Linked DNA regions of Homo sapiens: region 1 is linked to region 2. Evidence: read pairs that join two places in POLR2A ChIA-PET (ENCODE). Cell type or tissue: B cell. All regions are shown on one strand. Links, peaks and the distances in the headings refer to the core of each region. The heading gives the core; the rest is flanking DNA. Region 1 overlaps RABGAP1 (RAB GTPase activating protein 1). Region 2 overlaps RABGAP1 (RAB GTPase activating protein 1).

What was found. Peaks named below come from ENCODE experiments on the same cell type or tissue, not always from the same donor. Only the 100,000 strongest peaks of a DNase experiment are listed, where the experiment ranks them.
Region 1: POLR2A ChIA-PET joins it to region 2 with 9 read pairs; 4 of 35 experiments call an interaction of 5 or more read pairs at or near these places.

Annotation. Positions count from the first base shown.
Region 1 is chr9:122,946,251-122,950,653 of GRCh38, reverse strand. The region is part of intron 1 of RABGAP1 (RAB GTPase activating protein 1); the gene reads right to left. Among named protein-coding and RNA genes, the nearest start is that of RABGAP1, 7.4 kb to the right of the region's middle. In B cell, for the core only: no CTCF peak of the experiment used is centred there; no DNase peak of the experiment used is centred there.
Region 2 is chr9:123,101,015-123,105,417 of GRCh38, reverse strand. RABGAP1 (RAB GTPase activating protein 1) reads right to left here. Exons shown (of 26, transcript NM_012197.4): 25 at 3,655-3,852; 26 at 552-2,327. The coding sequence ends at 2,205. Among named protein-coding and RNA genes, the nearest start is that of MIR600, 8.4 kb to the left of the region's middle. RefSeq lists a silencer at 2,554-2,848. In B cell, for the core only: a CTCF peak has its summit at 2,610 (motif pointing left); a DNase peak (open chromatin) is centred at 2,534; H3K27ac peaks cover 2,962 bases.

The DNA of each region.
Region 1 (4,403 bases), core at 115-4,114, 150 kb after region 2:
CTCCTTACCTTTGACAGGCTTACAGTGGTAGAGAAAACAGACCAGTAAACAGGTAATTATAATATAGTGCTTGTTATAACAGAGGTGTGTAAAGGGTGTTATGAGAATACACAGCAGGGCTCTACTATATGCGTCCTATGGTCATCTCAAAACCAATTCCTTGCAAAACTAAACCATTTAATCCCCACGCGTCAGCAGATTCTTCTTTCTAGATTCTCTATCCTGGTTAACAGCCACAGATTCAAAACAACATCAAAAAAAAAAAAAAAAAAAAAAGAAAGAAAAAGAAAAAGAAAAAAAAGACACCAAACCAAAACAAATCTTGACTCCTCCTTTTCTCACCCTCCCTTGGAATAATGGATTTTAGTTCTAAAACATATCCCAAATATATTCCTTCTTCACTATCCCTCATGTCATTGACTTGTATTTTATTCTCTTTCAACCTGGCTATAACAAGTGTTTCATTCTAGACTCTTCCTAGTCATTGATTATTTAGCCCCCAAAGTTAATTTCTAAAACTTAGATCTGATCATATATCCCATACCTCCCCTTTCCTCAAAACTATTTATTGCTCCTGACTGAAAATACAATAAAATCCAAAATCCTTGTATTATTTAGTTCTTCAAAATCTGGAGCCAATTTCCATTCTAGTCTTATCTTCTTCTGTCACACCATACTATATACACAAATATGTCATGCATTTTAATGCTTTCAAGCCTTTTCATATGCTGCTTGCTCAGCTGGGAATGTGTTTTTGTTTCCGCAATCAGCCTTTCTCCACCAACAGCAACCTAGTGGATACAATCAAGTATTCAACCTCCCCCTTTCCCTTCTGCAGTGTTATTGTCTTCTAGGGCTCCTCAGGCTTTTTGTTTTTTAGTTCATCACAGAATTATAGCATTTACCACACAGTAAAATAATATCAACACTTTTTTTTTTTCCTTTTTTTTTTTTTTTTTTGAGACAGAGTCTTGCTTTGTCACCCAGGCTGGATGCAGTGGTATGATCTTGGCTCACTGCAACCTCTGCCTCCAGAGTTCAAGCGATTCTCCTGCCTCAGCCTCCTGAATAGCTGGGATTACAGGCATGCACCACCACGCCCAGCTAATTTTTGTTTTTGTTTTGTTATTGTTGTTTTTGAGATGGAGTTTCACTCTTGTTGCCCAGGTTGGAGTGCAATGGCATGATCTCAGCTCACTGTAACCTCCGCCTCCCAGGTTCAAGCGATTTTCCTGCCTCAGGCTCCCAAGTAGCTGGGAATTACAGGTGCCCGCCACCACGCCTGGCTAATTTTTATATTTTTAGCACAGACGGGGTTTCGCCATGTTGGCCAGGCTGGTCTCAAACTCCTGACCTCGGGTAATCCACCCACCTAGGCCTCCCAAAGTGCTGGGATTACAGGTGTGAGCCACCGCAGCCAGCCGTAATTTTTGTATTTTTAGTAGAGATGAAGTTTCACCATGTTGACCAAGCTGGTCTCAAACTCCTGACCTCAAATGATCCACCTGCCTCAGCCTCCCCAAGTGCTGGGATTACAAGCGTGAGCCACCGCACCTAGCCCAACGCTTCTTTTCTACTCCGCTATATTGATCAATCCATTCATTCCAGAAGCAATTACTGAGTATAAACCACCATGTCAAATGCTGGGAGTATAACGGGCACAAAGAGTCCCCCAAACTACTTGTGGACAGGGGTCTTATGTTTTACTCGTAGTAATTTCATTTCCTTACTTACGGGCAGTGTTCAATAAATTTGGTTGGTTGAATATACTTCATGGCTGTTTAACTAGTAGGGTCTAAGTAATATGAGGAAAACAAATGACAAACATGCTACTCTACATGCATGTACTGGGGATGTGGACATGGATGAAGACTAAACTCTTCATCAAATCCCCAACTGTCATGATCAAAAAACAGTTAACACAGTCACAAAAAATATACCTTGGGTTCCCTTTGGACCAAACACTAACCACTTCCCTCCCAATCCCCATCATTTTTGTTGCTCAACCAGTGAAAAAATGGGTACAGCTTTAGGGAATCTTAAGCAAGATGACTAAATCATCTTGCTAAATCAAAAGAGAAAACAATACTTATTACTTCTTGAGTGTCAATTATATGCCCAACATGGTACGAACAAGTTTTACTTGCATTATTACTAATCTTCACACCTTGCCAGATGGGTATTAAGTTCATATGACAGACAAACTAAGGCTTGGGCAGGCTGAGTAACTCGCTTAAGTTCAGAGAGAAAATTGTGGAACTTGATCCAAACCCAAGTATCTAGGTGTCTCTGTTCTTTTCTGGATTGCATCTCTCTCCCTCTCGATGTCCCTATCTCCATCCTCTCCCAATTCCAATCCATCCTCTATGCTGCTCCCAGTTGTACCCTTCTAAAACACAAATCTGGTGAGTTTACTCTCTGTTTAGAAAAAGAACAAGACAGGATGCAACAAAAGAATCAAGTCTGAAAGATGCTGTAGCAGGATAATTCCTGTGGGTTTGTAGCTCTTTAAAATTAAACAAGCAGGGTACAAAGAAGCTATAAAAAATCACATTGCATTAGTTTCAGTTTGTGTGTGTGTGTGTGTGTGTGTGTGTGTGTGTGTGTGTGTTTTCCTGGCTCTGAACTTTGTTTCACTGCACTGGTTTTCACATGAATTTCACACAGCCTATCCCTGGAAAGGGTGGGACAAATCAAACAAAACTCAATGGAACACCATCCCTTCTTTATAAAAATAAATTCCTTTCCACCACTACTAACTGCTAAACAATAGATGTCTTTGTTTTCATTCTGACTCTGAATTTTGAGACTATTTCTTTGAATTATTTTAGTGAGCTAAGAGAATCATAATAATTTAAGCTTTCTGATTAATTTCAGGTTACGTTAAAAAACCAAAACCAAAACCAAAAGAATCAAAACAATCATCTTGGGCCTACCTGCACTTAAAGGCAAGAAAAACTAGCTTATCTAAAACTCACGCTTAGGCAAATTTGAGCCTACCGTAACTGTGACAATTTACTTCTTTAAACTATTAAATCACTTTTAGTTCAATTCTACATTAACTAAAAAAGATATCGGAATTAAACAAATACAGGAAATTGTAAAACAAAATAAAACTTTAAAACATCTTTTTTATAAGTTGTAATCTTTTTGCATTGTGATTAAGTAATAACACAAACATTACCATCTTAGCCACGGAAGTGTACAATTTTGTGTCATTAAATACATTTACATTGTCATGCAACCATCACCATCATCTATCCTTGGAACATTTCCTTTCTTAACTCTGTGCCCATTAACACTAATTCCCTATTCTCTTCCTCCTCCAAAAACCACTATTCTACTTTCCATCTCTAAGAAATTGACTACTCTAGGTGTATCATATAAGCAGTGGAATTACACAATATTTATCATTTCATAACTGGTTTATTTCATTTAGTATAAGTCTTCAAGGTTTATTCATATTGTAGCATGTGTCACAATTTCCCTAAGGCTGAATAATATTTCAATGTATGTATGCCACATTTATCCTTCAATAAAAGTAAGTTTCAAAATAATTATAACTTTATAGGGTCTTTAGGGGGGATATCAGGTGTTTTCCATTACAGTTCCATGAGGTAGATGTAAGTAGCTCCATGTTTAAAAATGGAGTTTCTGAGGATAAGCTACTTAATCACTCCTTCTCAGAGACTTGGGATATCCATGTCTTTCTCACCCCAAAGTTCATACTCTCCCCACTATATCTTGATACTTCATACTTCTAATGAAAGGTACAAGAGGTAACAAGTAGGGATGAAATGTGCATAAAACAGAGTTCATTTAACTCTGTTAATTATGAGTGTGATAATGCTGACACCTGAAAAAAATCTTGCCAATGGTTTTCTCATGTTCCCATGGATATTTCAGGAAACACACTTTAATTTTTTCCAGAACTCTACATATGCTGGCTTAATGCCATTTCAACACAATATCTGTGAAACTAAATATTTAAATTGTTATTTGGATTCCACGTCCACAATAGAAGCTATCCCTGGGAACACAGGGAAAGTCAGCTTAATGTTAATGTACTACTCATTCACAAGGTCAGATTATATTCCTGACTTGCTAGTACAGATTTTAAAAACTGTTCAGATTTCTACAGTATAATTTACATTAGCATTTAATAAATGTAAAAATATGAGTATTTTTAAGCAACGCAGGGTTAGTCAAAGACTTTTCCTCTTTTTAGGAAATTAGTCAATATAGTTCCTTCTCATCTACAATAAAGAAAATGAATCTATTCCACTTAGAATATGCATCTGTTTACATTCAGATCTAAAATGTATTATTCACTTCTCTTTAATCTACATGAATTTAAAACTCAGCAGGCAAATCATTCAACAGATGATCAAAGTCTAAGATAA
Region 2 (4,403 bases), core at 297-4,296:
TGTGGAGGACAGGCGATAGGAAGAAAGAGGCTCTGAAAAGATGATGACAACTCCATGTCACTGCTTTTAAAGCTTTTAGCAGACCACAGCCGGCCCCCAGGTGCTCAGCCTGCCTTTCTACTCTTCAGCTGTTTCCCCTGCACATGCACACTTTGGCCCTGGAATTCCCTCTTCCATCTCTGCCTGGTGAGATGCTTTTGCCTTTGAAGGTCTAATTTGACCCTTACCTCCTGTAAGGCTTCCTTAAGCCTCAAAAACACCAAGTGTCCCTCATCCCTGCTACTACAGCATGTTATTTCTCAGAGGGGCAATGTTCATCATAAACAAACACAGAGGCATCAACGTCGTCATCTTGCCCCATGTGGCCTGCCACACCCTACCACTCCATACGTCTCAACAGGTGGGTGAGGGGCTGCCTCGCGCTCACACATGCCTCTCTTACAGCACACACAGTGGTCTTCTCTGACTGCTTCTGTGCGCAGGGGATGAGGGAAGAAGGGGAGGCGACAGGAGTAGGTGATGACAAAACTGGTTTTTACAAAGCAATGCTGTTTGTTTGTACCAAAATATTTAATCAATATGCTGTTAAAATAAAACCAACAAAAGAAACAGTAATACAATTTTACTGGTTTATATTTCAATTCATAAAGTTGACACACTGAAACTACCTTAGCACAATGTCCACACACCTAGCATTAGATAGGCTTACAGCTATTTTGGTAACTGAACAAGAAAGACACAGAAAGCAGCAAAGGGGATGGTTGGTGGGGAGGGGGTTGCCACTTGTTACCTCCCTTATTACAGATAACCTCAGCAAGCGTTAGTACAGCCAATAAGAAAAAGAGCTACAAAACAACCCGAGTGTCTTTATATACAAAACCAGTGCCTCTTGTAAGCAGCCGCCTCAACACTGAACGCAGAAAAGAGGACAAAACCATCTGCGTGTCAGCCTGTCAGCATATCACTATATAAATTAAAAGTCAAAGTTTTTTTTTTTTTTAAAGGTGCTAAAATCCATTCCATAGCTTTGAAGTGAGAACTTACAGCCCATCTGAACAGTGAGGTTTGTACCCAGGCATACTCTGAGGAGGGCCCAAAGGCCCAGCCCATCTGGGAGGGACAGGCCCGGAGGATGGAGACCTCGCAGCATGTGCACCCTGCGCAGACATTTACAGACACGCAACTCAGTCTTTCTCACTTGGACAACCTGTTGTGCAAAAACACTAGGAATCTTGAAGTGAGGGAGCTCTGTCCACAGCTCCCGTAATGGCAGGGAGGAGAGCAGAGCCCAATGAACCTTGAGTGAAATTAAGTGCTCGAATAACCACATAATTAAATTGTGCAGATCAGCAGTCCTAGTCTGGAATTTAAACACTGTCAACGGGGCATATTGGGAAAGATATTTATATATATATATACATACACACACACACACACACACACACACACACACAAACACATTAAGCAAAATAAGATTTGTCCATGTTATAATCCAGTCTCACAGTCAAGTCACCCACCCCAGCCTTTTGAAGTCATTTGGCAGCTAATGCTAAAAAGTAACAGGAACTATGAGAGTTGCATAGAATTGATCAGAAACATGAATAATGCCAAACCCAAAACCTGCACCATACAGTTTAACAGAACCAGGTGGCTTCAGATGCAACTATGAAACCCTCCTATTTAAAACAAAGTGCTTCTCCATGTCTACCTGGGGGACCTTCTGCTGGCATTGAAGCAGAAAAGAATTATTTGAATTTCTGATCCCTTGCCCCACCCCCACTATATATATATATATATATATATATATATATATATATATATATATATATGTATATTAAAAAAAAAAGGTTTAGAAAAAAAATCAACAGACTGAAGGATCCCCTAACTCTGATCATGTAAACTCAGCCTTTAGGCTGGGTGAGGTGTTGACGTACACGGGGAAGAGGCCTGGGAGGTCACACTGAGGAGTGATTTCTAGAGTGTCCAGAGCGTCGGCTGAGCTAGCAGGCCTGTTAGTATCAGTAGTCTTACCCCAGAGGTTGCCTGCTTCACAAGCTCTGGTCCAGTGACCTACCAACATGCGTCTATGGATCTGACTTAGGTACATTCTGGTCCTGGGACAAGTCACAGAATCACACATCTGGCCAAAGAAGGCAACAAAAGGTGTCGTGTTTTCTGAAGGTGTCGGGAGGCGGCAGCTGCTCTCAGCAAGTCTCTTTCCCTTGAACCCCGGTTGCTGTCTTTATGGAGCTCAGTGTTCGGTTAAACCACGTCTTCTTGGCTGCCTGCACCTCATTGAGGGCAAGCCCTAAATGGTGTTCCAAGTCCTGCAAGAGGAACAGTGTGCATGAGGATGCTGGGCTTGGTGTCAATGACACTGGCTCCCCAGAGGAGAACCAAGACAAGAATGCAGTCTATTTACTCTGGAGAGGCCTCGGGGAATTCCCCCAGTCTCCAACTGGCATAGAAATGCCTGAAATGCCTAAAGATTTGGGAGCTTTTAGTTAAGATCTAATTTCTTGCCTGGTCTATTTATTAAAACAGTCTTCTACTTGCTATGTCTCCCTCTTCTGTCCACCTAATGCACACCAGGCAGACAGGTAATGCTCTATTTCTGGTGACATCATTTCATTTTGGCAAAAATCTTTAAACTCCCTAGCATGGCATTTGAAATGCTTCGCAATCTGGATCCACACACTCTCTTCCAGCCTTAGCACCACCTCCATCCCCTACTGCAAGGAAAGAACTCCTGAGGGTCCTTCCTGGGCAGCCACTCTCCTCCTTGTGCTGCTGAACATGCCACTCCCTCTGCCTGGAATTGCCACTGTTCTCTCTCTCCTGTAGCTACAAGCCCTGTGCATTCTTTGATCACAGCACAGCTACTGCTGCCTTGGTGATGCCTTTCCTGATTATTCCGGGTAGTCACACTACCAGGCCTTAGCTTTGCAGTCCCAGACCTATAACAGGGCCTGCCAAAGAGCAGATGCCCAGTGAATGTGTGCCATGAGGGAGAATCAGCCCTAAAGCTTTTATCCTGAACTTGTTCCCTCCATAAACAGTGCTTAGGGTTTAGTGGTGCTGGTGGACCTAGCAATGTGTATTAAGATGACCAAAACAAGCCCTAACTTCTTTATCAGGAAAGGAGGCTCAGATAGGTAGTATATTAACAGTCACAAAGCTAGTTAAGTGGTGGGAACTGGAAGAACAAAAGCTTGCATTTATAAAGCCCCCGACATTCTGCCAAGCCATTTGTGCACACTATCTTACTTAGTCCTCAAACCAACCTATCAGATAGGGACTCTCATCATTTCCATTTGTAGATAAGGAACCTGAGATGTAGGGAGGTTACTAACCCAAGGTCAAACAGTTCAGTGGTAGAGCTGTGTTTCTAAAGCACTGTCTTCTCATCCCATCAAAAGATTCCAAGCTTTTGTGTATTATTCTCAATATGACAGCGGAAATCCTCAAGACAGGCCAAATACTGATGAGACATCCACTGGCCAGTAACAAGTCCTATATTTCTTCTCATGACAACTGTGACCAAAGTTTAAAAGGTGTGGAAAAACCCCAAACCATAAAGATAATTTCTGGGGTCTCTAGTGCACATCAGGAAACCCAGCCCGCAGGCACATGTCTGAGCTCTGCTGCTGTTACCTGTATCTTACACTCGGCCTCCACCAGCTGGAGTTTGGTCTGTGCCAGTTCTAGCTCCATTTCTCTCAGCTGGTTCTTGAGCGTCTCTTTCTCTTCATCCGTGTCCTCATCTAAAACCTCCTTGGTTGAGCTTATGCCTTTTACACGCCCTTCTTTGTTGAAAAATTCCCGGCACCGCTCACAGTCATCCACTTTTTGCTGAAATTGAATGTTAGATGTGAAGAGGCAAAGAAGAGGAACTGGCCCTTTAGGATGGTGTGAGCATCTCCTTTGGGGGACACCAAGAGACGGCTTCTCTGTTGAGCACTACAGTTTCTGAAAACCTGTGCTCTTTGTAAACTGGCAGATAACCTACTGGAAAAGCCACTTGGTATTATACACCAAAAATAATAAAATTATCATTGTCTTGATTCAGTAATCTCACTTCTAGGAACCCAGGCTGAAAAATGAAGCTGTAACTAGATAAAAATTTATGTACAAAAATTTTCACTGTAGAACTGGAGACAGGCAAAAAAGCAGGGGATAAACTATTCAAAAACAATTAAATATTAAATATACTGTGCTATATTTATACAAGGAAGTACACAGCCTCTAAAAGGTTTTTGAGGAACTTTTATAACATTGGAAAATGGATGCATGCTGGTTGAAATAGAACACAAAAATGTACATAAACTATGATTACAAATAAAATGTATTCCACATTTCATCAAAATAAGATGCCATTAACTGTAAGAAATGTCATTTTATGT